Linked DNA regions of Mus musculus: region 1 is linked to region 2. Evidence: chromatin loops called from intact Hi-C (ENCODE). Cell type or tissue: gastrocnemius. All regions are shown on one strand. Each heading gives the region's core, and the rest is flanking DNA. Links, peaks and the distances in the headings are about the cores only. Region 1 holds the start of Mtus1 (mitochondrial tumor suppressor 1). Region 2 overlaps Fgl1 (fibrinogen-like protein 1).

Region 1 (15,549 bases), core at 5,051-7,550, 58 kb before region 2:
AAGATGAGCAAAATGAAAATTAATCCCTTCCCTTGTGTGACAGCAAATACTGTCTAACATCTCCTGTAAACTGCTTATCTGAAATAAAGTGAACAAATGTTGATTTTTTTCCTTCCAAATTGGTGAATGTGTAAATAACACCCAAGTTAAATATTGCCAAGCTAGCAAGCAATGCACAAAAGGCATAGAAGATAAGCTAACTCCCACCAGTCCAGACTTAGCAATCACTGGCAGACACATGGTTATTTACAAAAGAATGTACCTTTACCCTTACTTAGTCCTCTTCTTGTTAAAGTATAGATACTCCCCCCACCCCCTGGAGTCTTTCTCAAGGCCAATTTAGTACACAAAATTTCTTAGCATGGTTTCACTGGAGATCAGGGTAACCGATCAATCCACTCTCAGACTAATACTTCCAGTATAATAAGTTCAGCATCAAGCTTAAAACACAATTTCTTTTCAAGGTTCAAGCCTGTATTAAAAGCACACTAATGTATACAATGACCTAGAAATCTTTTCCAAAGCAGCTCACTGAGGCTCATCAGCCTGCCCAGTCTACACACACACACCCATACACATACACACACACACACACACACACACACACACACACACACACACACACACATATACAATGACATATCTAAGCAAACAATGGCAGCTTATGAGAAACTTAAAATGACTTTAAGATTATATTTAGCTTCATAACCTCAAAGCAAAATCGTTTTTAAGTTAATCCTAGGTAAACTGATTGGCCTTAATAGACAAAGAGTTTGTTGTGTTAACGTTCCGTATGTTCCTACTTCTGGACTCTGGAGGCTATTAGGTAAAGCACCTTTAGACACAGTCTAGAGCAAATTAGCTCACTGTCTAGGAAAAGAAATGTTGCTGTATTTTTCTACAAAGTAAAGATAAAAACCCCAAATATGCCATCCCAAAATACACACTTTTTTTTCTTTATCTTGGACCAAGTGAACAAGCTAAGGCGATACTTTGTGCCATAATGGGAAAAATGCCCACAAGAAAGGGAAGCTGATTTCAAGAAACACTGAAGTCATTTCAAAAACTGTAACTGCCATCAACTTTTATGAAATTTGGCTTGGAAACAAACATTTCAAAGAAAGTCACATTCAATCCCTAATTATACTGAACCATCCTAAGCAAAGGATAGAGACTGCACCCAAAGTCTGCACGCTTGTCAAGCAGGCTTTTATAAAACAAGACTTCAGGCTAGCTTAGCCATTTCCCAGATCCTCTTTTTCTTCAGAGGACAACATATCCTGGCACTAGTGCTTGCTCGCTCTGTCTGTATGTCTGTATATTGTCTGTCTGTCTGTTGAGTGTCATCTCCTTTTATGGAGACATTTTTGGATGCCCAAACATAAACCCTGAACAGCCATTCTTAACTCTCAGCTTGGTGGCACACCCCTAGGGCCTAAGGACAGTATGCAAGAAGGGGGGCTGATGATAAACTTGCTCAAGGTCTTCAGAGACCCAGAGTAGAGTCAAGATTCCAGAGCAGAGCTATCTCAAGCCTTCAAAGGTTTTTTTGTTGTTTTTGTTGTTTGTTTTCGCCCCCTTCAAAAAACATAACTTAATCTATTAATAGTGTTAGAATTTGGGAAACTTATCAACTATAGATTTGGACATCAAGAAAACACGTATCAGCAATTCCGTATTAAACTAAACTACAATAATGAATATTAAAAATAATCTGGGCCAGGTGATGGTAGCACATACCTTTGATCCCAACACTTAGGAGGCAGAGTCTTGAAGATTTCTGAGATGGGGGCCAGCCTGGTCCATAGAAACCCTGCCTCAAAAAAATGGGGAAAAAATATGGCAAAAATTGCAAATGGACTATAAGAGAGTAGACTTTATAATCCCCAGAGCCGCAAATTCCAAAGACTTTCAATCCCAGGGATTTACATTTTTCTCAGATTTTGTTGTTTTGATTGTATAGCACCTAAGTTTCTCAGACTTTGTTGTTTTGATTGTATAGCACCTACATTTCTTGGCTAAGCACAAGATTTCAGGCACCTGGCTTTAATCTCAGCAGGGTGGAGGCAGAATCTGTCAGTTCTCTGTGAGGTGAAGGCCAAACTTGGTCAAGAGATTTCAAGAAAGTCCAAATCAACTAACATTTGCTGGCCATCTGAAACTCTAACCATTTGAGCTGTTACAGAGAAATCTTTAAAGGTATGTTCTCTGAACAGTCCCACCAGATGTGAAAGTTGCAGCTCTCTGTAGACTTTGACAATTTACTTTTTGAGACAAAGACTCATGTAAACCCAGCTAGCCACACTTTAGGCTGTAGCCAACACTGGTCTTGATCTTACTGCATCTACCTCCCCAGTGCTACAACTGCAGGCATACATCCTGAGACCTGGCTATGTAGTCATGCTCTAACCAACCACACATGGTCCATTGCCACACAGCTACTGGATAAGGAGGAGAATGCTGTCTCTTTCCAAGCCAATGGCTACTACTTGATTTTGGATCATACACACAATGTTACCTCTTTGGATACCATAAAAATGCTAGGTAAGGGGCTAGAGAGAAGAGTCTGTGGTTAACAGTGGTTCTTACAGAGGACCTTGGCTCAGCTTCCAATAACGACATGCTGGCTCACAACCACATGTAAGTCCAGTTCCAGGGGATGTGACACCCTGTTCTGACCTCCATGAACATCAGACATGCATGTGGTACATATTCAAGCTAAACATTCATACACATAAAACAAATTCCAAACAATGTGATGCCAATTGAAAAGTTTCTTCAAAGACATCTCTGAACTTTTGAGTTGTTGGCTCTATTGGTAGCAAAGAACACATTAAAATATTCATCAATGAATTCAAAAGCTCACAGACGACACAGCCATGCTGATAAGATAGCCAATGAATTAAAAAGGTTTCCCCCAGAATACTAGGAAACACAGATCTGTGGAGTGTTGTCACTGAAAAGATACAAACATGGAATCATCTGATAGAGGTTTAAAGCACTACAAACACCTAGATTCAAGATTGTCTTGATCATTTTCTCAGCTTTAGGGTAGGGCAAGGCAAGACATGATAAGCTTATGGACACATTCTATGGATGGGTTCAACTCAAGCTTTTAGAGTGATTGCAGGGCTTTCTGGACAGAAAGAGATATGAAAAAAATGTCCTAAAGATTAAATAGATGGTTTCAAGATTCCTCAGGTCCCAAAGAATCAGGAAAACCCTCACCCAACATTTATATACAGTTTCCCTAAGTGTTCTGATCTGATTGAGTGCAGGTGCATACAAAGGGCCCAAAGAGGACACTAGTTCCCTAGGGAGCTGGAGTTACAGGCAATCTGTAAGCTTCCTGATGTGGGGGCTGGAAACTAAACCCAGATCTTCTGGAAGAAGCAGACTGTGCCATTTCTCCAAGCCCTAAGACCGTCCTAATGACATATACCATTCTCCACAATTTGTCATTAACATGTGCAAAAGGAAAAAAAAATTGCACAACAGCAGCTACTGCAGAACATAGAAGTTGTAGTCATAGTTCCAGAAGTGACAGCCATATGTGGTTCCTAAACTGTGACTCAGAACTACTAAACATCCATTTTGGGAAAAACCAACATGTTTGACAACACTGAAGTACACTTCTGGAAGTCAACACATCTATAAATGTGTTTACAGGGCAAACACAAATTGAGAAAAATATTTGCAGTATGAACAGATGTATGCCAACCCAACGGCCTGGAGGAGGTTTTTATAAGTAGAAAAATGCCAATATCCCAAGAGGAAAATGTGATGCTACACTGAAATAAAAGGAAAACTATCCCGATGTAGTAGCACATGCCTTTAATCCCAGCACTTGGGAGGCAGAGGCAAGCAGATCTCTGAGTTCAAGGCCAGCCTGGTTTACAGGACAAATTTGAAGATAGTCAAGGCTACACAAAGAAACCCTGTCTCAAAATGAAAAGAAAACAAGAAAAGGAACTAGAAACCCATGTGGGGTACTTGATAACATTTGCAATCCTAGAAATGGAAACATAAATACCAAGATTGCACTCTTCACCTATAAAGCTGGCAATACTACTTCCTTTTAAGGGTGTTAGAAAGACGGTAACACAAGAGCCAGTTCTGGTCTGCTTAGTTTGACTAAGGCGTTTTGGAGACCAAAGTTCAATATTTTTAAAAGAAACTTTTGCACCACTAATTGTGATTTCCAAGGACTTTATCCTAAGGAAACCTACCTTGCAGACAAAATTTTAAAAGCGATTAAGGGTTGCAATAGCATATTTAATTACAGTAACTGAAAATGAAAAGATCAGCTTGTAAAACAAGGTTAAGTAAATCGACACGTGTATAGAATATAATGTGTAACACTTATTAAGATTTTGAAGGCTTTATATAATGGGGGAATTTTCATTATAGTTTACAAAGGGGAGAAAAAGAGAAATGGTGGGATTGACTCTTATTTTCCTGAATGTATCAAACTGTATACATCAGCGGTCCATTCCGGTTGAAATCAGAGCTCTCAGGGTTACTAATCAACATGCTTCTTAAAAGCTTAATTCTTGTAACTCTAGTTTCCAAAAAGTCTACAAGAAATTTATCCAGAATTTCACAATCCTAGCTAAACCCTACAAAAATTATCCTTGAATTCCTAACGGTTAATTAAAAGGTACAGACCTCTCCCAAACACAATTTGTTTCCCACATAAATCTAGTTTTTAAAAGGAACAGGTGAGGGGCTGGGGCAGCTATCAATGATAATCCAGGTGTTTGGTATATACAAAACTCTTCGCTCCATCCATTGAACAAGGGGGTGGGTCACGGGGGGGGGGGGCCGGGGCAGTGGAGAGAGGGTTCAGGTGAAGATCGATACAACATTTTAAAAGTATTTTAAACTAAATTCTATGCCTTTTTTAAAAAAACAGGGCAGGAACAGGTTTTCTTGCATAACTTTTCTTATCGATACAGTTCTTGAGAAATAAATCTGTAAACAAGAAGTTTAAACACACCCACACAACAGAGTACAGATTGCCCTAAAGGGATTGCTGGAGAGAACGGGGATGAACTATTTAAACTGATAACCTATTTGTAAAACATTCCTTACAGAGGTCATATGTTTAGCGGGGGCCCGACCCCACCTCTTTTTTGCCCTCCCACAAGTTGTCTCCGGATCCCCGGAATCCACTCCCACCCCCACCGCGCTGTGATTTGATACCTTGATTGAACTCCAATCACCTGGCAGAACATGAAAGCTCGCTTTCCTCCTGTTTTGCCTAAGACTCTGGTTTTAAGACAAACAAAATACACTGGATTTCCTCTGGTAGAACACAAGACAATTTAAAAGTAGCATTTTGCAGAGTGAGTGCCAGTATGCAAGCTATGTTTACAATTCAATGTGTCACTTTTACAAGTGAAAAGTGAACAGATCACCCTAGTTGGGGGGGGGGGCGCAAAGACTTCGCGGAAATTCGAGCTAAGTCCTCTATTGAGTAATCAATACGGCGACCCTCAACGTGGGCTTTCCCTTAGAGTTTGTAAGAACCCGCAGGCTGCAGGGAGTAAAACCCGCATGAGGACCTGGGGAACTGCACTAATTCCCTTTCTCCCATATTTTCTGCCCTGACTGCTTAGTGGGAATGGACCCCGGCAAGTCGCCCAGCCGGAAGCCTGAGGCTGCCAGGTCCAGAGCCAGAATCCAGCGCTTGGTGGGCGGCTTTCCACCGAGGATGCAAACTTGACAGTTGTCCTTTATCCACAATAAACCCACCGCCTCGGTCACTTTCAAGGTGACAGCAACTGCAGCCCGCTGTCCTGCAGGAGCCCCGCGGGTCCCACGTGAGCTCAGCCTCCCCACTCCTCCTACTTTGAAACCCACTAGGACACCCGCCCCCCTCCCCGGAAAGCCAGTCCGGTCACCGTGAGTGCGTTGCAGTCGCCGCTCCCCAGCTCCTCGTTCTCCGGAGGTCCCCACCGCGGCCGGGATGGGCGACGGAATGGGATCCACTCCGCGCTTGCCCGCAGAGCCGGGGAGCCAGCCCTGGGGGGAGCCACGGCGTTCTGCACCCTCGGCGGGTCCTGCCTTGGAGACGTCTGTACCTGGGGCTTGCAGATCGACCCCAACCCGCACCAGCACCCTGGCGGCCAGGCGGGAACCGGGAACCCGGAGCCCGGGCGTCCCAGCCTCCCCGCCCCGGGCCGCCAGGGGGAGGAGCGAAGGCGGAGGATCCTGGGCTGGGTGGCCTCGCCCCTCGCCCGCGGCGGCTCCTAGAGCCCAGACAAAGGCCAGGTTGCGGGGGGGAGAGGGGGGCAGAAGGGGCAGTGCCCCCCAAAAAAACTAACCTGAGAGACGAGCAGGGGTTCCTTGAGGCACGATGACTCCCGCGGAGCTCCACTACGGTCGCCAGCCGGGTCGGGCTCCCTGGCTAAACGTCAACATAAGCCACAAGCCCCGGGCGTACGTCCTGGATCGCGCTGCACCTGTTGCCACGTGTGTCGCAAAGCCACCGCTGCTGACTGCGCGCTTGGCTGGCTGTCCCGCGCGACCCCAAACCATTCACGTCCTGGTGGGAAAGCTAAGCTCTGCCAAGCCCAACTTTGGGGCCCCAGGACCGTCGGACAGGCTAGCTAGCCAGAGGGAGGATTGGCTCCTCCTGGGTCCCCTCGCAGCCAGAATTCCCTGTCCCGCGAAGGGCTTTGGAGTTGGGAGGTGGGGAAGTTGCAGGCTTATCAGCGTAAGGGTTTATAAGGAAGCAGCACTGATTGTTCTCGGAGAGTCCCACCTGCGCCCTATATTGTCTTCAGACTTCCGAGCAGATTACTAGCGAGCACCTATTAAAGATTAAAGAAACCAGCACTCCGACTGTTAGAAGTTCAGATGGGGGTGGGGTTGGGGTAGTGGGAGAAGCTAGGAAGAGAAGCTAGGTCTGGCCACTTGAAAGCCAAAGTCCTTGTTCTTGAATCAAACTGAGGAAATTTCAGCCTCCACTAAGCATATTTTAATATAAGGTTTTTTCCCTAAAGATTGATAGCCTGCTTGTAACAGATAAAAACATTCCTGAACATGTCAGACAACCCAGAACTCTAAGTTTAATGTATGCATGTGTGTATACATATATAAAACTACGTGGCCTGGGATTGCTGAAAAAGCATTTTCAGTACATTTCTTGGAGCGCAGAGGCGGGGGACGGGGGTGGGGGTGAGGGAGCAGAAGCAGCATTTCAGAGGTTGCCTATACCACGAATGCTGGATGATCTAATAGCTTTGCTGTTTATAGCTTTAAGTGCTTTCACGTGAACAATGATCCATTCTTCGCTCACAAGTAGACCCTGCTGTAAATAGGTTAGATTATTATCTCTATTATTTGAGTGAGGCAACCGAAGCTCAGAAAAGCCAAGTGACTTGCACATGGTCACACTGTGAGGGCAGCCAAGGCAGGCACAAACCCAGCCGAGCAGGCCCGACTCCCCCTTTTTTTCCCTCCATATTCCAGTAGATAACACCTCTTGCTTATCTTTGAAATCCCTGTCGTAATATCAACTCTGTCTGACGTTAGGAAAAAAATCATGTGACTAGTTTTAAAGTGGCACAGCATTAAAAACCATCGGACAATTCTCCCTTGAGCAAAAGGCACCCAACAAAACAAAACCAAAAAAAAAAAAAAGCCCCGGATGTTTTTTTCTGGCAAGTCATGAGATAATTATGCTAATTAGCAACATGCTTCCTCCCTAAGGAAAATCCTCCTTGTGTTAAACATATTATTTAAGCCTTTATAAGCCACGTGCCCCCGATGATTTGGCCCAATATAATCCACACACATCCAGATTCCCACCACCACTGCATTCCATTGTGCGACTTAGTTCTATGTATGAATATGGAATCAGTTTTACTTTTTATTTCTGTAAGATAAATTGAAAGAAGAAAACAAAATTTAAAAAAACAACCACTCACTGAAGTAATTGGAGATACGTCACAGTTTAGAGGCAGTCACGGTGCAGATGTGACTGTCACTTTTTTGAAGGTGTGGAAATCAGAACCTTAGCTTCTCATTGCATTCCCATAATCAGAAGTGATCTGGGGGCATCATCAGAGACTCTGTCCAGCCAAATGGTCATGAACTAAGGCCTATTGGCTTCTCTATCCCTCTTGGTTCTGGGCATATAGCCATGTTCCTGACCTCTGAACTTGAATGCTGACCTGCTCCAGAGTCCAGAATTAAGGATAAGAAGACAACTCTGCATAACTTCGTGGTGTTCTGTTCTAAAGAAAAGTTAGCATGTTTTATCCTCTGGGAGGAAAAATGAAAATTGAAGACTCTATTTAAAAATCCCTGTTTCACTTGGCAGAGTGTCAAAGATGAGAACATGCGATAGCCACCGGGCGTTGGTATAATGAGAAGAGAGGCAGTCAGAGTGCAGATGTAAACGTAACCTAGAGCGACTTCCATAGAGGGAAATTCAAAATCCTAACTGATTAAATAAAGATGCACAGGTTATTTTCACTAGAAACCCCTCAATGAGAGCTTATCTTATATTACCCTGCGGAACTTCCATGAGTATAAAGCCTTGTTTATGTCAGCCTTGTGTCTAGTAACAACATATTGAGAAACAACATACTGATTGATGAAGAACTCATTATAAGGAGTTTGTTTAAAAAAGAGTTATGGCATAATCATAAAACAAATCCTATGAGGACTTGAAAAAGAATGACACAGATCTTTTATTATTATAAAATAATCTAAGATACATCGTGTGCATATTTTTAAGTGCAAAACAATTATCTACTAGCATGTTGCCATTTCTATTAGGCAGAGAAAATCCATATACTTATATTGTATAGTATTTTATTCCTATAAACAAAATAATATGTAAAAATACACTTCCCAAATAAACTCCCCAAATAAACTTCAAGAAATTGATGTAGCTGGTTGTGTTTTAAAATGGAGTCCAGACACCAAAGGGTCAATTTTGAAGAGAAAGTTTTTATTTAATATAATTTCACATGTTCTACATTTTGATCCATGTTAATAGTAGACATTTTAAAGATGCTTCCCCCACTTGAGATCGGCCATAAAGAATGAACATGTTGGGGTGGTGAGATGGTTTACTGGTAAGGAGCACTGACTGTTTTTCCAGAGGTCCTGAGTTCAATTCCCAGCAACCACGTGGTGGCTCACAACCATCTGTAATGGGATCCGATGCCCTCTTCTGGTGTGTCTGAAGACAGGCAACTGTGAACTCACATACATAAAATAAATAAATCTTTTCTTTCTTTCTTTTTTTTTTCTTTTAAATGACTATGTTTTTCCATTAATAAGATAAATGATCATATTGCTTGTCCTCTAATCAGGGGGAAGCAAAAATGTTAAATAGTTGCTTTTAACTTTGCTTCTTCTCTAGTTCATTTAAATAAAAAGACTTCCACCCTCAAAGTCTAGCAAATGTGCTGTGATCCTGTTGACAATGGTGAGATTGTCAATTCCTTTCCCTAGCATTGACATCTGCAGTAAGGCTTGAGCCTGTTTCCCCAGGGTCACATTACATCAGAAGGGGTTAATTCTCAAGGGCTAAACTCCAGGAGTCCCTTGAAGTCCTTTTTTTTTTTTTTTTTTCAAGACAGAGTTTCTCTGAATAGCCCTGGCTGTCCTGGAACTCACTCTGTAGACCAGGCTGGCCTTGAACTTAGAAATCTGCCTGCCTCTGCCTCCCAAGTGCTAGGATTAAAGGCGTGTGCCACCACTGCCTGGCTCCCTTGGAGTCCTTTTTTTCTTTACTCCAATTCACTCCTTTTTTTTGTTACTTTCTTAAACTTACTTCTATCACCTTCCCATTGAGCAGGGATTTGGACATCTCTAAGAGACAAAAGAAAGCAAATTCTTAAAATCACCCATTGAGGAAACATGTTTAACATAAGGCAGGAAAAACAGTAAATAGAATGTTGAGCAACAAATTAAGGTGTCCAAGTGTCCCAACCCGTTTATAACTGCCATTTTCAAAAGATGTTACTTAAAGGAAGGAAAACTGAAAAAAAAAAAAACTTTCCTTTTTCAGATAAAGATTAATGAATGGGGCATGGCAGGAGAAAATAAAAAATGACAACATATTGTGGCCCAGTGGTAGAGCACTTACCTGCAGAGTGTGAGGCCCTAGGTCCTGAGTTCGATCCTCAGAGCATGCACACATGGACAAAGATAGCTCTCTTCAGGAACCAGGCTAATTTCATCCCAGCCTCAGAGCAGCATTAGAAGATCAGAGTTTGGCTATAAATAGATACGAATAGGGACAGCAGCTCTTTCACGTAGACTTCAGAAGTTCCGTCATGCTCAGAGTCATATTATCACATCCCCAAAATGCTCTTGCCTCGAAAATAAACAGTAGCTTTCTACAACACACCACAAACTTGCCAGCCAGTGGTTTCATAGGTGCTGAAGAAATGTTGGTTATAGAAATTGAAAAAGAAAAAAAAAACAAACAAAAGACCCTCCAAGTATGTTTGGATTCTATTATAGTATTAATAGCCTAGATGGCTAGTTTCTGTGTCTCAAGATGATAAGCCAAATGGTCTGGTGTAGAAACTGACCAGTCTAAGAAAGATCCTGACTTACTAACAAGTCTTAGGTTTCTGCTCACATAATCTTATTTGGGCTTGCAAATTTGGCTGGATTCTCTTCTGCATGTTCCAGAATGGGGCCTATCAGAGTCAGGCTTCTCCTTCAAAAGTCTGCCAGTTTGTAAATGAAACATCTCAAGGGAAGGGTTTTTGCAGGCTCACAGCAACAGCGACACTTATCAAAATGATCTGAGGCCATCTCAGAATCCCTTTCATGTCCCCCCCACCATGGATTGCCATTTATAGACCCTGTAGAAGGAAATGTTCCTCTAGCGTGATGCCAACATTATTTTAGTTCACCCACAAACAAGTTATTCTGTAGTTCTGCTTCAGGTCTCATCATATTAGGAAGAAATTAAGAAAAATGTAATGCTACCAGTTTGTTCCACAAACACTTTGAAAATGTTTACTTTGAATACTTAAAACGTCATGACTAAGAAAACACGGCTCTGTGTAACCCACTCTTGACCATGAGTCATAACTGTGTCACACTGGAGCCTGTTCAGGCTTCCCTATAACTGGGTGGATTGACTGTTCCCTTAAAAAGAGGCTTCATTTTCAGTTTCTCTGAGCTTTCTGCTTTATGACATATATGAATAGGAAATCTATACAGTTGAAGTCTCATACCTTTGAGATCATTCCAATCCACCTACACATGTTGAATTTGCTCAACATAGAATCTTCCCTCATTCCTTTCACCCAAATGTAAGTCCTCAGAGAGCTAGGGTCACTTTTCAGTTTGCCCCTAAACTCTAAGCCAATGGTTCTCAGCCTTCCTAATGATGTGACCCTTTAATACAATTTCTCACGTTGTGGTAACCCCTAACTATAAAATTATTGCTACTTCATACCTGTAATTTTTCTATTGTTATGAATCATGATGTAAATGTCTGTTTTCTGGTGGTCTTAGGTGGCCCTTATGAAAAGGTCTTTCGAACTCGAGAGGTGTCTCAACCCTGCCCTAAAGCCTATTTCTGGATCATTGATCACCCGAAAAGAGTATAAGCAACCATGAAGCCCAGTGAGTTCAATCTTGCTTCTCTGTGGACAGGTGAGTGCGGGATCAGCCCCTGCACAATGATGGCCCCAAGGATTCATGGCTCTTGATACATTATTGACTCTGAAATCCTCTCCCTACGAAAGTGGTATTCAGTAAGGTAGACCAAAATGCTCTATATCTCAGTAAACTGTATAGGAAGAACCAGAAACAGCAATGAGCAGCAACTGGCCCCCCATGCTGTTACCTAGCATTCCTCAAAATTTTATCACTCCAAAACTTGGGCAGGCAGTTCATAACAGAGCCACTGAAAACATCTATCTTTGTTTCCTCCTGCTGTCATGACAAAATACCATGACCAAGACAACATATAAAGCAGTGTTTAATTACTTACAGTCAAAGTGAGTAGTCCATGATCATCACGGCAGGGTATGAGGCAGCAGGAAGACAGGCATAGTGCTGCAGCAGTAGCTGAGAGTTGACTTCTGATCCCAGGAAGGAGGTAGAGAGAACTATACAGAGCCTGATGAAGCCTTTGAAACCTCAAAGACCACCTATAGTGCCTCAGGGCCACGCCCCCTAGTCCTTCCCAAACAATTCCACTAGCCCACTAGACCAAGCATTCAAACATATGAGCCTTATGGGGCCATTCTCATCCAAACCTCAACATCATTATTATTTTCTCAATACATCAATATAGACTGAATTTGCCTAAATTAAAATACAGTGAGCCTACTTTGTAAATTAGTACCAAACAAGTTACAAGAAAGTAAGTTGATCTTAGTTTTGAGATTCTAGGACACTGGGAAGGCTGGTTATTAATCCAGTACAGAAACTGAACCCCACCAAATATTTATCTCTTCTGGAAATGTATACTTGTGGATATCTTTTTAAATACCTATGAAATTGTGACTAATCCCTATTCATTTACAAAATAATTACCCACAAATCTTACACAGGAGAATCAAATAGAAAAATACTATCACTCTTAAGGACCCACACTGAAAATGAAAAATTTACTTTTGGGCTGGAGAGATGGCTCAGAGGTTAAGAGCACTGACTGCTCATCCAAAGGTCCTGAGTTCAATTCCCAGCAGCCACATGGTGGCTCACAACCATCTATAATAGGATCTGATGCCCTCTTCCGGTTTGTGTCTGAAGATAGCTACAATGTATTCATATAAATAAAATAAATAAATCTTTTTTAAAAATTTACTTTTGCCACCTGCATATATGGTAATTGACCCGCTGGCTGAGATCCTAATCTCTCTTGTATATTCTTTAGCTCTTTAATGGGATTACCAGGAGGGTGAAATGCAGGTATTATTAGTGTTCATTTTTGTATTGTTTTCGTATTAGCTGAATGTTTTGAACTGATTGATTCACTTTCATTCTCGTTGGTCTACACACCTGGGGCTATGGAGAGATTCACATCTATCCCACAACACTCCTCTCAGCCTACTAAAGCTGCCAGCCTGCCTCCCTTCCTATGTGCAGTTCAGCAAACAGAAGGCCTCTAAGTCTGTCCACTTAGACCTCCTCATCTGTAAAAAACATTCGCTAGGAAAAAGCATTTGTGTCACTGAAATTTTGTGTACTATGTGTACTACCAATGAACCAAAATAGAAAAAAAATTTTTTTTTCAAATACACAGTTAAGTAAACGGATCTCATATTTTCTTCTCATAGCTCACCAGCTACCTTCTGGCAGCAAGAAACAATTCCATTTCTCTCTTTAACAATCTTTAGTGTAAAAAGAATTTTCTGTTGATGAAAAAATGACTCTTAGCATAAATACCCAGAGTTATCTATCCTAAGAGCTTGGGTGTTCCGGGTTACTTCTCCAGAGGCTTCCACTAAGATGCGTGTACCTGCGAGCAGCCCTTCCAGAGAGGTGGGCTGATTGCTTTCATCCTTAGGAATTGTACAACACTTAAACGAAAAACCTCAGGAAGCAAATTTATAGCCTAATAGATATAATAAAGTGTAATAAGGAGCAACTATTTTCTTCTATTCTATAAATGTCCTTGGGCATTTTTCCTCGTCTATAGGGATCATATTCAGTTTGTTATTTTTTGATTGACTGATTCATTCCTTCATTCATTCATTTCACTCATTCATTCATCAGTTCTGGGAATCAAACCCAGATCCTTACACATGGTAGGCATACTGAACTACATCCCCGACCCTTCTAGGCTGTAATTTTATGTGGGACTTAGTCTTGGTAATTTCTTGATCATGTTTTTGCTTGTGATTTTTTTTCTCAAATGAGGTATCACAATCCAGCCAAAGCTAGATAGACTGAATCTCATGACATAGCCTAGAGTGCTCTTGAACTCATGAGAATCCTCCTGCCACAGACACCCACCCTCTTAGACATTTTTAGACATGAAATAATTTTCCTAGATCTTTGAAAGGAGACAGAATCTGGCATAGCTTTTCTTTTCTCCTTTTTGTTGTATGTGTGGGAAGTGAAAACATGACTTCACTCCTGGGAGTTTCTGCTTCTGTTTGTCCTTGTTACTTTTATCAGGATCTTCTCTTCCCTTTTGTCTCATTGTTTCTCTTTCCTTTAGTGAGCGTTCTTCCAGAAGTTTGGTCTTGGTACGGTACTTGTCTGAGAGTAGACATTTCGACAGTTAGTTTTGAACAGCCACTTGCACCCTCCACACACTTCACAGACGCTGGAATGTGCAAGGCTTCTTCCACTTTGAGCAGCTGTCTTCAAGCTTTCTGATGAGCATCTACTCTGGCTGTTTTGAGATTCTGGGCTCGATAAGAGTCCCTTGCTTTCTTGTGCTTTCTACTGACTCACAGGTATCCAGAGCTCTTAGACCTTCCTATGGCTTTCAGGGACCACATCATCTAATTATGTTATAGATGTTATCCACAGGTTTTCTATCTTTGGTCCTCTGTCTACGTTATGGGATAACCTGGAGGTTCGGAAACAACAATCCTCGGATACCGATGATTAGCAAATGAAAGATCTTGGCCTCAAACCTCTGTATGGTAGGCACAAACAATAGAGTTCAAAATGGTTATCAGACACTCTGTGTGGATGCTACAAAGACAGGAGCCATGCAGACAGAAGAACAGAGAGCACACACACACACACACACACACACACACACACACACACACACACACACACACTTTGCTGATAGTTTCCACTTTTGCTACTTGGTTTGACTTGAACTTCTTGATTAGAATTTAAACCAATTTTCTTAAGACCTGTGCTTACTTGGCTTGGAGTTTGCTCTCTATAAAAAGCACAGAACTCTGTTAAAGTGCAACAGAGTGGAGCTGGCTACCTCAGCACAAAAAAATACCAGGAAGTGCTTGCATGCTCTCTTTTCTTTCTTTCTTTCTTTCTTTCTTTCTTTCTTTCTTTCTTTCTTTCTTTCTTTCTTTCTTTCTTTCTTTCTTCCTTCCTTCCTTCCTTCCTTTCTTAAGTGTTGTTTGGTTTGAACTTTAAAGCTTGTGAAAATCATTTAAAATGGGAAAGAAACATGGGTTAAAAATAAAGGCATAGAAACATACATGTATTAAACTATAGAAGGAATACATTTAATGATAGAGATGGTGATGTCAAAGCAGGGAATTTTGAGCAGTAACAAGTTACTGGTTAGACAACAGTAAACAGTGTTTTAACAAGTATCATGGAACCAGAAGTTCCTTGGCTACAGTTTTCGTTATAAAGGTTAGTTATGCTGACAAAGATAATATCAAACCTTGGTCGAACTCCATTCACTTTTGAAACATTTTATTCTTTAATATGTTAAATGTTCAAGTATTCAAAGCAACCTGATTATGTAATGTTAGACTCACTTAAGAAACTACAAAACTGAAAACGATTCTGGCTGTAACTTCACAAAGCCTATGGTGACACAGGTTTGTAGTCCCATTATTTGAGAACCTAAGGTAGGAGTGGCAAGGTCAAGGCCAACCCTAGCTACAC
Region 2 (15,549 bases), core at 8,546-11,045:
TGATGAGGTAGAGGCAGGAAGACAGAACAAGAGCCTGTCTCTAAACAAACAAACAAAAAGGAAAGCAAATAAACAAACAAAAATAATAGAAACTCAAAAATAACAATGAAAACTATTCTTGACTTTCTGATTTAAATGATCCTATAGCTTAGTCATTAGGAAAAATAAAAACTCTTTCTAAAAATGTTTCATATTAGCTTTTCATCAGTTATTTCTATGTCGTTTGATGACTACTACCCTGCACAGTAACGTCAGAAGACAGAATGCTGTCTTATGGTGCCATGAACATGATAAGCCTCTTTTAAATCTGTTTAAATCTGCAATAAAAATAAACAAATATAGACAAGACATGTAGAGATAGAAAGTTGTAATTTCATTTAACCAAAGTGTCATTAGTATGTCTTGAAGCCGAGCCAGGGAGCAGGGAAAGAGAGATTGGGGCGGGGAGGGGGGGGGGAGGGGGGAGGGGGGGCAGGGGGTGGTGTCTTTCTTTCCAGTGAATCCTGGAACTGTTGCTCATTGAAAGAATATGTCCATTAACATACATGAAGTGGCAGGTTCAATCCCAGAGCCACAGAGAATAAGCAAATAAATAACTCTACACATAAGAACTGTGGGGGTAGTTATTTAAATTAAATTAAATAAGTAAGTAAGTAAATGAGAAGCCTGTGTGACATGTGGCAGCTTATGCATGCAATCCTAATCAGGAGGGTCATGAGCTTGAGGCCAGTCTGGGCTATATAGAAAGAGCCTGTTTCTAAAAAATAAAAATTAAAAAAAAAACACTGAAATAAGTAAATTTTAAGACTAAATGTCTCTTTTGTGGTACATGTAAACTGAAAAGAGATTTAACCATTTTTTCCTTTTAAAACTGGCAAACTAACTTAGCATGTTATTGTAAACTGAAGTTGCCTTAAAAAGCACCCACCTATGAAGATTCAGCTAGCCGACTGACTGATTTAAACTTCATGAGCATGAAGAGTTGGGATGGTGATGATCAAGAGGCAAATTCTCTTAGACCATCCTAACAGCCGTTGACCACCAAGCTCTGGTCAGAAAGCATCTGAACTCTATGGCAGTGATGTGTTTGCTTCACAGTGACCTGCCTACCTGATGCTCCCACCAGTGTGTTTGGGAAATGCATTGATTCCTGATGTCGTCGTCTTAGTGGTCGCCATCATTGTTGTTGTTGTTGTTCTCATCATCGCCATTGTTCTGCGACTACAAGACTCTAAGTTTCCAGGCCATTGTCATGCATTCATGGCTGAGAGCCAACTATCTCTCATTCACTTTGACCCAAAAGCCCTGATCTACATTGACATGAGAAGAGTAGTCCTGAGGTTCCCTACAATCTCAGGATTATCCCATACGTTTAATTGTGCTAGGAGAAAAAAAAGTAAACATTGCCCCTATAGACTGAGATTCTCTAAGTCAAACATATGTTTATATAAAATTTCCCACTGAGCCTGTGATAGACCTCAGATAATGGCTACATCACCCCACATCTCTTGCTCCCTGCTTACCTGCCTTCCTCCCTCTTCTTTTCTTATCCTCTTCCTTCCTTCCTTCCTTCCTTCCTTCCTTCCTTCCTTCCTTCCTTCCTTCCTTCCTTCCTTCCTTCCTTCCTCAGTCTCTCTCTCTCTCTTTTTCTCTCTCTCTTTCTTTCTTCCTTTATTGAAGCTATATCTCATTATGGAGCCTAGACTAACCTTGAACTTCAGGCCTTCTGAGTTCCGGAACTATAGGCAAGTACCTCTGCATCCCTAACAGTATGGCTTAATAGGGGTTTAGATTAGATTTCTTTTTTCAAATGAGCCAATATCTGTGTGATTGCAATGATTATAATGCTAGTAAATGGGAAGATGAGACAGGGGGATTGTTGTTAACCGTTTGAGGCTGACTGGACAACATACCACGTTGGAGGCTAGCCTGGACCATATCTCAAAAAACAAAACATAACAGACACAAGCCAAACTGTTAAACATGTATACATACATATACTTCATTACATAGTGTCTTCCAAACCAGTTGATACTTCCTTATGATTGGCAGTCTATTTTTTTTTTCTTATTTTGCTGGTAGAAAAATATAAGTAAACACAGCGTGCATGTGGTTGAGAAAAATACGACTTCACACAGGACCAAGAGAAGTGCATCCTTCTCCATGTGCAGTTACCTGAGGGAGCCACAGGCTTGGATATGTACATATTTTCCCACACATATAGATCTGTACACTGCCCTTTTAAAAAACATAAACAAGGGCCTGGTTGATTTTCTTTAGTCCTGATAAGAAATGCTAAAAACTAATGGGCAGTGGAGGCTCACACCTTTAATTCCAGCACTTGGGAGGCATAAGCAAGTGGATCTCTTGAGTTCTAAGTCAACCTGGTCTAGAGAGTGAGTTCCAGAGCAGCCAGGGTTACACAGAGAAACCTTGTGTCAGAGAACATATACGTGTGTGTGTGTGTGTGTGTGTGTGTGTATGTTTGTATGTTACATATACATAACATGTGCTTGTGCTTGTGCATTTGTGTGTGTGTGTGTGTGTGTGTGTGTGTGTGTGTGTGTGTATGTATGGACACTAATAAGCTCGATTCAACTGAGAGACCCTTTACAAATGAATATACTATTAAACAATTAACAAATACCCACAATTTCAACTTTAACCCTCCAACACACACATAAGTTTGTCTAAATATGTGAGCTCAAACTACCCACACACACATCATGCAAACATAAACACAAACACACAAGAAGTGGTACAGTCTAATAAATGGCTCACTTATGGTGACATTGGACTATTTTACTTCTTTTTCCTAACTTCTGTTTTGTTAGAAGATGGAGTCTAACTACCATCCAGTCTAGCCTCCAACTCTTCGTCTCGGGCTTCAGCCTTCTAAGTTTTGAATTAAGAAGCTTGGCACACTGCACACACCCACCTGAGGAGTTTTAGTGTGTGTGTGGGGGGGTCTTCCTAGTATGCAGGCTTTGGATCAAAGCAGCCCAGTTTCTTTTATGTGCATGCTCCCAAATGACATCTTTGTCCTACGTGCTCTGCCCCCCACCCCCGCCCCACTCCGCTGAAGTAGACTTAACACAAGTGGCCTTCTCACTAAGTCCCATAGACTTTCACCAGCACTCTTTCCCTTAGTCTTTATGACATCTTAATCCTTTTGCTCATCCCTTCTGCACAGACGACTATTCTACGGAGATTTATGTAATACTCTTTCTTAGTCTGCCCTTCCTCTTCTCTGCGGAATTATCTTTTTTTTTTTTTTTTCTTAAAAGCTTTCCCTCTTTTAATCTCCTAATTGGCTAAGTTCTTCAGGCTACTACTTAAGCAAGTATGCTATTCAAATTTGGCTAAAACTCAGTTCTTTATGACTTACTAAAGTGTATCTTATGGAACTTTTTTTTGTTTTGTTTAAGATTTATTTATTTAGTTTATGTATGGGAGTATACTGTAGCTGCACAGATGGTTGTAAGCTTTCATGTGGTTGTTGGGGATGAATTTTTAGGACTCTGCTTGCTCCGGTCAACCCTGCTTGCTCCAGTCAGCCCTGCTCTCTCTGGTCAACTTGTCCACTCAGTCCCAGCTTGCTCCGGCCCAAAGATTCATTTATTATTATATAATAATAATATTATTATATATAATATATATATAATATTATTATTATATATAATATTTATTATTATACATAAGAACACAGTAGCTGACTTCCAACGCACCAGAAGAGGGCATCAGATCTCATTATGGGTGGTTGCTGGGATTTGAACTCAGAACCTTTGGAAGAGTAGTTAGTGCTCTTACCTGCTGAGCCATCTCGCCAGCCCACTATGGAATGTTTTTTATGTTCTAAATTAAAGAAATAAATATTTAGAACCATTCACTATCACCCATAGTGACCCACTAGGAAAAAAAAATGCTTTCTGTTCCTGTGGCCCTGTGTTCTTCAGGCCTAAAAAGTTTGAGTTCTCGAAGGAGGAGCCATTTTGCCAGTGGGCACAGCAAATATCCCATTGAGTTGGAAGTTAAGAGTCCCTCCTGGCTCTATGGAGCTCCTGATACTCTTGCACTAAACAAGGGACTAACTATGTTAGGAGGTGTGAATGACCCAGTTTACCAGGAGGGCATTGGATTCTTTCTTCACACAGAGGTAAAAAAGAGTGTGTCTAGAATGTGGGAACACCTTTAGGGCATCTTGTGTTCCTGTGTCTTCAGAAAACAAGCCCAATCTAGGCAGGAGGGTAAATAACCAAGAACATTTGTCTTAGTCAGGGTGTCTATTCCTGCACAAACATCATGACCAAGAAACAATTTGGGGAGGAAAGGGTTTATTCGGCTTACACTTCCATACTGCTGTTCATCACCAAGGAAGTCAGGACTGGAATTCAAGCACGGCAGGAAGCAGGAGCTGATGCAGAAGCCATGGAGGGATGTTCCTTACTGGCTTGCTTCCCCTGGCTTGCTCAGCCTGCTCTCTTATAGAACCAAGACTACCAGCCCAGAGATGGTCCCATCCACAAGGGGCCTTTCCCTTGAAAATTGAGAAAATGCCTGACAGTTGGATCTCATGGAGGCATTTCCTCAACTGAAGCTCCTTTCTCTGTGATAACTACAGCTGTGTCAAGTTGACACAAAATTAGCCAGTACAAATGTCCAACTCCTTCTGGTAAAGACAACTGAAGTGCATGCTGAGGGTGAGGGAAATGAAAGAAAACGGTGAGTAGGAGGAAGGTAGTTAGTTATACCAGCTAAGGCCACATAACTAGTTGCAGCAATGAGGATTATAATTAACATAAGGGGTTTTGTTCTGTTTGTTAAGAATATGCTTGCGCATGCATTAAATAAATATCCATGGTTTTATTTTAATGTAATCTCAACTGACATATTAGAAGTCAAGTGTATTATCTTTACTATCATATCTAAGTCATGGGATGCTGGAAGATGAAACATTCCAAGGATGTTGCTATGCAAGCTCTTTGTAGCCTAGAAGACCACATTACAAGTTTACAACACTGGTCATTAGAGCTGCAAGATTTGGAATTTTCTTTGCTGGATTTGATTTTGACTTATAATGACTATTTATTGCTAAGGCCTAGGCTTGTTTGTTTGTTTGTTTTTCTCATTTAAACTAGGAATATCTACTTGGTTCTCATCCTCTAGAGAACTCTTATCAACTAGGAACATGGGGTACAGTTGTAGTTGACCTTACCATGGTCTTTACTGTGAGATGGAATGAACATAGTGTGAGAAACAGGTTTGTATCTACCAAAGGTAGTTAACCCTTAGGGGCCCATATTTCCTAAACCTTACCCTGTTTCTTTTGCTTGGATTAGCCAATCACATCACATTGAGAAGTTGAGATCCCACCAATAGGATGAGACCCAATCACTGCCTGTATCAGGGATAAAAGACAAAAGCCGTTCTGGCAAGTGTGTTCACTAGCCTAGTTTGGGTTCCAGTATACCTCTTTTCTTTTTCTTTTTCTTTTTCTCTTTCTTTTTTTTTTTTAAACTTTGTATCTGGCAAAGTTTTCTCATTCTTTTTTTTTTAAAGGTATTTTCTTCATTTACATTTCCAATGCTATCCCAAAGTTCCCCCTTATCCCCACCCCCCCCCCACTCCCCTACCCACCCACTCCCACTTCTTGGCCCTGGCGTTCCCCTGTACTGAGGCATATAAAGTTTGCAAGACCAATGGGCCTCTCTTTCCAATGATGGCCAACTAGGCCATCTTTTACATATGCAGCTAGAGACACGAGCTCAGGGGTACTGGTTAGTTCATATTGTTGTTCCACATATAGGGTTGCAGATCCCTTTAGCTCCTTGGGTACTTTCTCTAGCTCCTCCATTGGGGGCCCTGTGATCCATCCAATAGCTGACTGTGCTGATGTACCTCTTTTAGCAAAAAGAAATCATCTTGCCAAATTACTTTTGGTTTGTTCATGCATTCCTTTGTTCCACACCTAGAATATTCTCAACAATATGGCTCAAGTCTGTCAATACGACATAAATTGAACATGTTAACACTTTCTAATAATTTTTAACAATCAAAGGCAGAACAACAGTGGACAAATTGGGTTTGGGAGAGGTGTAGATCTATTGCAGAGATGTCAGCCTTTGTCCTACAGTCCCTTGAACTCAGCCTGGCAAACAACTATCATCTGCCATCTTGTTCAGTAAGACGAATAGATTTCTATTTGTTTGGACATCTATAATCCTGAAACTGAAGTACTCTGAACTAGAACTTTGGAATGTACATTAGCATCTTTAAGGATCTGAGAAATCTGTTGAGTTTTCTATCTCTTAAATTTGTTCCAGTAGCTTTTTGTACTAGACATGAATGTCTCAAGAAACTTTGATTTCCCTATACCCTTTCTTCTCAGAACTTCATTCCTAGACCAGGAACATCTACAGCTTCTGGAAGCTTGTCAGAAAAATCAAAATTTCTGAGATAGAATTTCTCTTATGTGTTCTAGGCAGCTATACAAGCATGGGCTGGAAAACCAAAATCTTAAGCTCTGCCCTGAATCATAATTTACATGTCTACAAGAGCCCTGGTGATTTGAATGACACTGAAGGAAAAGACCTTGGTAAGCACTGTTTGGAGTCATGGTTCTCAACCTGTGGGTTGCAACCCTTTTGGTAGGAGTTACATATCAGATATCCCGCACACCAGATATTTACATTACGACTCAGAACAGTAACAAAATTGCAGTTATGAAGTACAGAGGAAATAATTTTATGTTTGGGGGGTGGGAGGTCACCACAACACGAGGAAATGTATTAAAGGTTCTCAGCATTAGGCAGGTGGAGAACCACTAGTTTAGAGGATAACATGTCATGACCTTGACATCTTTCAAAAACATCTAGCATTGTTCTTCAGTGCCTCCTTACCATCACCAGCTCTTACTGAACGCTGGCTGACACTGGGCTTTGTATGATGTTGTCTCCCTTGTACAGCTCTATAAACAACCCCGTGAGGCACACTGTTTTATAGATGAAACACATAAGGCTCAGAGAAGTTAGTACCTCTCCAAGGTCACTCTGCTATAGAAAGAAAATTATGGAAGCTGTAAACCAGCTATAACATGTAGAATTAAGGACCTGTAAACTATATCACCTTCGTAGTCTTCATTTTTTTCTATGCATATCCTTGTTTTATGTGTTTTGCATTAGGGTTCCTTCTGCCTGCTATGATTTCCCCTAGTATACCTAGTGTTGGCCTTAGATCAAAAATTCTAAGAAGTCTCTCTGATTGCCACTCCATCTACCACTGCAATCATGTCAGGACCCTGCTTCACGTCATACACCCATCAAAGCACACATCTCTCCTTTCTACTTATCAGCTTCTGAAATATTTTAAACTGGGTGGTGGTGGCATACATTTTTAATCCCTGCACTAGGGAGGCAGAGTCAGGTGAATTTCTGTGAGTTCAAGGCCAGCCTGCTATACACAGAGTTCCAGGACAGCCCCGGTTATACAAAGAAACCCTGTCTTTAAAATTCCCTATCCCAGGAAGGAAAGAAGGAAGGAAGGGAGGGAGGGAGGGAGGGAGGGAGGGAGGAAATATTTACTTGCTGTTTTAGATCCGTGACCAACTCTAGGAATATTTACACTATTAACTTTTAAGACCTTTATAAGTAGTGTCAGTATTTTATGTTTACCTATCAGTTAGTACAATTTATACCAAGTTTAACACATATCACTTTTGCAAGGTTGTCATGTATACAAGTATCTACCATCTACAACTTGGAAACTGTGAAAGTTCTCAACTACACCTTCAGATTCATTAGCTAGAAGTATATCTAATGAGGATCATCAGAAGACCAGTTGCCCCTTCTTCCAAAACATCATCATTTCATCCATGAACTTACTGCGGGTCTCATTGCAGAACACTCACTCTCAAGTACTCCCTTCATGCAGGTGACTTTTTCTATAATTTTTCTTATAACTATCCTTTCTTTTTAGCCAAAGGCCAGAATGAAGGCCAAGGAACTGATGGGTGACCTATTTTACCATATTTCTCTTGTCTTTTCATGTCAGTTGTATGTTATAGTTCTGACTGACAGTGAGGATGCTGGGATCCAAGGGGGTCACTGTATGATGGACTGTCTCAGTGTGTCTGCATACTGTGTTTTGGACAGAAGTGACGAGTCCAGGAGCCAAGGAAAGTACTGCTGTCTGAATATATCTAAAATGAATGACTCGAGGTACAGAATGAAGATAGGCATTTTTGTCACAGTTCTAATAGGTTGAAGATGTCAAATTACTCAGACAAAGTAATCTTACAAAAGTGATTCTCTCTGCACCAGCAGGAGGCTGCCATCTTGCTGCCCTACCTATTATAGACACTGTGGTTAAAAATAAAAACAAAAGCCGGGCGTGGTGGCACACGCCTTTAATCCCAGCACTTGGGAGGCAGAGGCAGGCAGATTTCTGAGTTCGAGGCCAGCCTGGTCTACAAAGTGAGTTCCAGGACAACCAGGACTATACAGAGAAACCCTGTCTCAAAAAACAAACAAACAAAACACAAAAACAAACAAACAAAAACCAACTTACAATTTCATGTTTATGTGGTTGCTGTGCCTTTCTCCCTTAGCTGTGTGGGCTCAAGCTGTATCTTCTGAGCCTGGCCCAGGGTTAGCATGCAAATAGTTTTTGGAAGATCTTTCTTTTATCTTCACTTAAAAAACACCAATCCAGAGTTATTCAAGAAGATCCATTCATTGCCTAGTACCGAACAACTTAGATTTGAGTTTTTGGTTTTTTTCACTAACCTTATAACCAAAACTCAGATACAGAAATTCTCAGCTCAGCAGCAGCAACCTCTCCCAGGGGCTGACCTATGAAGTAAGATGAGGCCTCTGGTTACTTCTCCATTGTCAACCAACATCATGTGTAAAATAAGGCCTATGAAGAAAGGTGGAAACAGCAGAAATATCCTGAGCATGTGAGTAGTGCTTATACCTTTGAAGAGCCTGGACTGCGCTTAACAGTTTAACTCTGTAGCCACAGACTTTAATCCAAAGCCCAACGTGTAATACGTATGTAGCTGATTTGGACAAAACATCATATTTTGCCAGATTTTGTCTCTCTCTCTCTCTCTCTCTGTCAGTCGCGTTATATATGATTTATTGGTTTATTTTGGTTTTTTTGTTTGTTTGTTTTCTTTTCCCTAAACAAGATTTCTCTGTGAAGTCTTTCCTGGCTATCCTGAAATTCGCTCTCTAAACCAAGCCAGCCTTGAACTCAAAGATCCACCTGTGTCTGCCTTCCAAGTGCATGGATTAAAGGCGTGCACTAAACACACCCGGGCATATGTGATTTATTATTACAAATTTAAGCTTGGGTTATTAGTTAATCATGTTAATCAGTCTGTGGTGTTTTCTAGACAGTTCTAACCTCTTCTCATATCAGTATGCACATAGCAATTTGGTAAACATTAACATAATCTGCATTTATTTGGTGGATGTTGTGTATCTGCTGAACTTAAAGTACATTAAGTAATAAAGGCAGTATGAAGAATGAGAAGTCACACACAATTACCATGGCCATGAGTGTGTTATTCAGAATTATATCTTTTTCAAATATTTATTTTCAAGTAAACCAAGATGAATTACAGAAAGGAGATCCCAATGAGGGCAACTAAATAATATTTGGAATAAAATCACTTGGCCTAATTTTCATAACCACAGATTTCAAGGAATACCACCACCCATGCCAGGTGTACCACACAACACCATTATCCGTTTCTGCCCTGTAGGAACCACGGTAGTAAACACCGTTCAGGTTTGCAGAGTGACACCTAGTGGGAGAACAGAAGAAAACAGAGCAATCAGAAGGAAAGTACTCTTGAGAAACTTGCTAAGAAATGATTAGAACTTTTAGATAATGACTTCTGCCATTTTCCCACAAAACTTTCATGTTCTCAAACCTGAGACTTTTCTACAACCAAATGTTATTTAAACAGGTGAGTTTCGGTCCCATAGTATATGTGACGATCCATCCCAAATCACTTGGAGTGTTGAGAATTAAATAACTCAGTTCTTTCAGTTTTCCCTCTACCTCCCCCGCCCTCTCCTTTCTTTTTCATTTTTCTTTTTTTTTTATTGAGTGTTTTTTTTTCTTAAAAAATATTTATTTATTTATTTATTTATTTATTTATTTATTTATTTATTTATTATATGTAAGTTCACTGTAGCTGTCTTCATACACTCCAGAAGAGAGCATCAGATTTCATTATGGATGGTTGTGAGCCACCATGTGATTGCTGGGATTTGAACTCAGGACCTTTGGAAGAGCAGTCGTCGATCTTAACCATCTCACCAGCTCCTATTTTTCTTTTTTTGAAGCGGCAGTTTCTCTGTGTAGCCCTGGCTGTCCTGGAACTCACTCTGTAGACCAGGTTGGCCTCAAACACAGAGATCCTCCTGCCTCTGTCTCCCAAGCTCTGGGATTAAAGGCCTGTGACACCACTGCTTAGCTTAGTATTTCAGTTCTTAGTAGCTTTTAAACAAAAAGGAGAAGGAAAAAAAAAAAAAGCAAAGAAAAACTTCTTTGTAAACTTCACCTACATCCTCCCAGTTGAGCAGTGTTTATTTACCTTGTGGTTGGCCAGGAAGCCATGATTAGCAAAATAAGACTGGGGGGAGGGGCTCTGCTGCAGCTTCCTGGGTAGTTGGTGCATCCAAGTTCTCTAATCTACAGCCAAGATGTGTGAGGAGAGCATTGGGGGCTGTTTCTAGGAATTCGGCAGGAATTTGACATTGGGCTAGGACTAGGAAGTAGGCTCCAGGTCAATACAGCTGAGGAAAGTATTGCATTCCTTGTATTTTGGTCATTGTGATAAACCCCTAGATGCAGGGACCACAGGACTTTGTTTATTGCCTTGTTTGATTACTTTGATTGTTGCCTTGTTAATCGATTACTTTGTTTATGCCTCAGGACTGAGCTTACTCTTTGTATGTACCTAGATTGTTATAAAAGCAGACTGGAAAAAACAAACCTGCTTTAGCTTCAGCACCTGCTGGAGTCGTCATTCATGTTATACTGTTGTCTAATTGTCTTTTTCTTTCCCATCTTTCCACCTCCACCCTGTTGAGGTGACTGAGCTGGCCTGGTCAGATGTGGCTTTCACTAGTCAGATCGCTTCTTTGAACTGTTACCATATCAAATATTTCCATCTTCAAGAGCAAACAGGACCCAAACCTCCTTTTAAAACTCCCCCAGCTATCATCAAATAATCTATTGTCTGGGTTGCCAAGTTAATTTTTTTACATATATGGCACCAATCTAGATAGGTTTGTTAGAGTATCATAAAACTCAAATATTTCCTTCTTCCTCCTTTGGAGTACACTCATCTGTCCTTGGCATACAAAAACTTCTATGTTACAGTTTGTTCTAATTTTCCTGATATAATATTAATCACTGGTTTTTTGGTTTTGTTTTGTTTTGTTTTTTGGTTTTTCAAGACAGGGTTTTTCTGTGTAGCCCTGGCTGTCCTGGAACTCACTCTGTAGACCAGGCTGGCCTGGAACTCAGAAATCCGCCTGCCTCTGCCTCCCAAGTGCTGGGATTAAAGGCGTGCGCCACCACTCCCAGCCACTGTATATTTATTTATTGCTATAATGAATGAAAACATATCAGCCTGAAGGCTGTGAAAAGAATATTCAGAAGCAGTTCTGGGGGAAAAAAAACAACTCTGGAAAAAATATTGAGTCAGAAAAGCCTATAATTCATTCATAAATGCAAAGTAGTAGGCGTGGGCCATCACTAAGCTTCTGATTTACTTTTATTGGTCACCCTGGCAGCCATCCTAATTTGAATGGTTAGGACTAATTGGAGCCATGCGTCCTAAATCTGCAAGGCTTCAGTATTCATTGTGTTTTCAAAGTACCATGAGAAGTAACATTTAAAAAGAAAAACCTCTTTATAAATAAATACTTGGGCATATCTTTATATAGAGGACGTCTGCCATATGAACTTTCATATTTGGACTGATTTGGAGCCTATTGAGAAATGGACCATAAGGCCCACGACTTAGCATTCAGGGATGGGTGTGTCAGTAGCCTTCAGTTTCTAGCCTGGGCTTGACACTGCTTAGTGGAGACTGATACTCGGAGGTAACGAAGCAGCTTGTAGCTTGCAGGTGTGGGGCATAGCAGGTAGGGGAAATCACACTTGCATTAAACAGGAGGCCCACAAGGCAGCAATGAGTGTTTTCGTTATTTTTCTACTGGTTATGACTAAATGCCATACAAAAACAACTTACGGGAGGAAGGACTTATGTTGGCAAATGATTCAGGGGTTGGAGCCTTTCCCGGTGGAAAAGGCACAGGGCACAGGCAGGGAGGGCAGCTGTGACTAGGCTCCTACCTATTGTGGGGCTGGACTATACATACACAAACCTGTGGGGGGCGCTGCAATTCCAGCCTCAGTAGCGAGAGACACTCACAAGTGCCAACAAGTCACGTAGATTAGATGTGACACAGAAGACCAGAGTACAGACGAGGCTTCTGGAATAATTTATTTTCTCTCTAGGTTGACCAGTAGTCCGTGGGTGCCTCCTGCTACTGAATTGTTTTGTTCTCCTCAACCCCTATTTCTAAAGTCAGCTCTTAACATTTATTTGCCTTCCTTAATGTGTGTACAACTGCCATTCGGGCACAGAACAATCAACCAAAAATCAACCAAATGGACAAAGTACACACGTCAGAACTCAGTAATGTTAACGGTTATGTCTTCCAGTCTATTCAAAAGCAGACATTAGTGAATGTTCACAGATGACATTGTTATCTGTAGGTAAGTCTTAAATAATGCTTACTTAGAACTTTTTTTTTTAAGAACAAGAAAGCCACAAGGGAAGATTATCACTTTGTTTCAAGTTTTCACAGTAGGAAAAAGTGATTTTCCTTCTCTTCCTTTCACATTGTGTGTGTGTGTGTGTGTGTGTGTGTGTGTGTGTGTGTGTGTGCACTCTGTTTTCCTAATAACTGGCCAAATGTTAAATAGACTCATCTTTTGGAAAAGTAAAACCCAGGGGGAAATCTGCTATTTTTGTTTGTTTGTTTGTTTTCGAGACATGGTTTCTCTGTATAGCCCTGGATGTCCTGGAACTCACTTTGTAGACCAGGCTGGCCTCGAACTCAGAAATCTGCCTGCCTCTGCCTCCCAAGTGCTGGAATTAAAGGATTCCACCACGCCCGGCTAAATCTGCTATTTTTACACTTGTATAAATTTACTGTAACTGATGGTAATATCTTAAACTCACTGAATCTGAATTGAATATACCACTCTAAAGTCAGCCAGGCATGGATGCTTCTGCCTATAATTCTGCCAACCTGGGCTACATGAGTTTCTGTCTCAAAAGCTGGGAGGTGGGGACAGGACAGAGAATAATAATAAAAAAAGAAGCATATCTCAGGTTCATACAATGAAGAAATTTGTATCAGAAGCCAGGGTGTGTGTACTCCATAGTAGAGTGCTTGCCTATGATCCACAAGGCTCAGGATTTGAGCCTCAGAACCCAGTCCCCCAGCTTCTCCACACTCAAAAGAATGAGCTCGATGATAAACAGCAGCTGGGGTAGGATTAAGTTTCAAGACTATTGTAGCAATCTTCCCTAGATTGGAAAGGCTTATATTCAATGAACTAATAAAAGTTAATATGGGAGCTGGCAAGATGGCTCAGTGGTTAAGAGCACTGCCTGCTCTTTCGAAGGTCTTAAGTTCAAATCCCAGCAACCACATGGTGGCTCACAACCACCAGTAATGAGATCTGACACCTTTTTCTGGTACATCTGAAGACAGCTACAGTGTTACTTATGTATATTAATTAATAAATCTTTGGGCTGGAACAATCAGGGACTGAGAGAGTGGAGTTGACTGGAGCGATCAGGGGTCCTAAAAATTCAATTCCCAACAACCACATGAAGGCTCACAACCATTTGTACAGCTTCAGTGTACTCAAATACATAAAATAAAAATAAATACATTTTTAAAAAAGTTAATATGGAATAAAAGGAGCATTAAAATTACAGCAGTAACAGTGGTTATCTTGTAAGATATAGGGCAGTGAAAAGAGCTAGCTGAGTGTCACAAATTCCTTCCTCCCTTTTTCCTTTTCTCTTTCTTTCTCTTTAACATTTAACTTTATTATAATATTTTTTTAACTTTACTGTATGCATGCTCTCTACTTCCTCCCGTCAACTAGTGGTGTTCTGCTTATAACAAAAACATCCTCGTAAAAGTAGCATTCTGAGGGCTGGAGAGATGTCTCAGCAGTTAAGAGCACTGGCTGCTCTCTCCCAAAGACTCAGGTTCAATTCCCAGCACCCACATGGCAGCTCACACCTGTCTGTAACTAGTTCCAGAGCTTCTGACAACCTAACACGGATATATGTGCAGTCCAAACACCAATGTACATAAAATAAAAATAAATTTAAAAAGAAGTAGAAGGCTAGAGAGATGACTCAGGGGTTAAGAGCATTGACTGCTGTTCCAGAGGTCCTGAGTTCAAATCCCAGCAACCACATGGTGTCTCACAACCATCTGAAATGAGATCTGATGCTCTCTTCTGGTGTGTCTAAAGACAGCAACAGTGTACTCACATACATAAAATAAATAAATAATTTTTTAAAAAGTAAAAGTTTGATTTATTTCCATGACATGTTATTGGAGAATTTGGTTTGTTGTTTGTTTCTTTTTCTTTCATGTAATTGTTTGTTTGTTTGTTTGTCTGTTTGTTTTCAAGACAGGATCTTGCTAAGTGGCTCAGGCTAGCCTTGAATTTGGTATGTGAACCAGACAGGTGTTGAGTTTGGGGTGATGCTCCTGTCTCTGCCTCCAAGTGCTGGAGTTACAGAAACGCCAGACACACCCAGCTTTTCTGCCGTACTGGTCAGGCTTCACTAACATAACTCAATGAGCAAGTCCTCAGAAGCACCTTCAAAAGCTGAAGAGTTCTAGAAAGGAGGATTACTTAACAGTATCACAGAGGTCGACATTACATCACTCATTATAGCTAAGGCCCGTCAGTGAGGTATCATTAGTGCCATTACAACTGGGTCCGCAAAGTGTCCAACCTGTTAAACCACCAGCCAGACTGCTCTTCCTCAGCACAGTTTCCTTGGTAATTGTCGTTATCTCTGTCCCACGTGCTGAACTTCATCCTTTGGTGACTAGCCCACCACTGTACTTCAGGATGAAAAGTTCCTGACAGGGAATCTCCAGCTGTGCCAGAATATTCTCCAATATTTAGTTCATAAAAAGACTAAAGGAAAAAAGGAGTCATTTTTTACTATCAGTGGGAAACGTTTTGAAAACACGTTCAGTAAACAAAACAGGTTATATTGCATATTTTTATTTCTACAGACTTTGGGGCTTAGTTGCATATTTTCAACATTAACTCAAGACATTGTCTATATAAAATTTTTAGTACCTTTTTATCACCAACTTTAAAACTTTGGTATTGTGCGAAGCTGCTGTTTTTCTCAAAATCTGTCAGGTCGATTTTTAAAGTGTAGTCTCCTAAAACAAAACAAAA

What was found. Hi-C counts contacts between places; a loop is a spot of excess contacts. Peaks named below come from ENCODE experiments on the same cell type or tissue, not always from the same donor. Only the 100,000 strongest peaks of a DNase experiment are listed, where the experiment ranks them.
Region 1: it touches region 2 in a loop (4-fold over the local background); 5 of 42 quality-filtered maps call a loop at or near these places.

The regions. Positions count from the first base shown.
Region 1 is chr8:41,127,575-41,143,123 of GRCm38, forward strand. Mtus1 (mitochondrial tumor suppressor 1) reads right to left here and starts at 6,152. Exons shown (of 14, transcript NM_001005863.2): 1 at 5,907-6,152. In gastrocnemius, for the core only: a CTCF peak has its summit at 6,167 (motif pointing right); DNase peaks (open chromatin) are centred at 5,171, 5,734, 6,084, 6,477 and 1 more place; H3K4me3 peaks cover 2,500 bases; H3K27ac peaks cover 2,500 bases.
Region 2 is chr8:41,181,870-41,197,418 of GRCm38, forward strand. It overlaps Fgl1 (fibrinogen-like protein 1), which reads right to left. Exons shown (of 8, transcript NM_145594.2): 6 at 15,445-15,533; 7 at 15,089-15,276; 8 at 9,565-9,811. The coding sequence ends at 9,652. Among named protein-coding and RNA genes, the nearest start is that of Fgl1, 26 kb to the right of the region's middle. In gastrocnemius, for the core only: a CTCF peak has its summit at 9,814 (motif pointing left); a DNase peak (open chromatin) is centred at 9,768.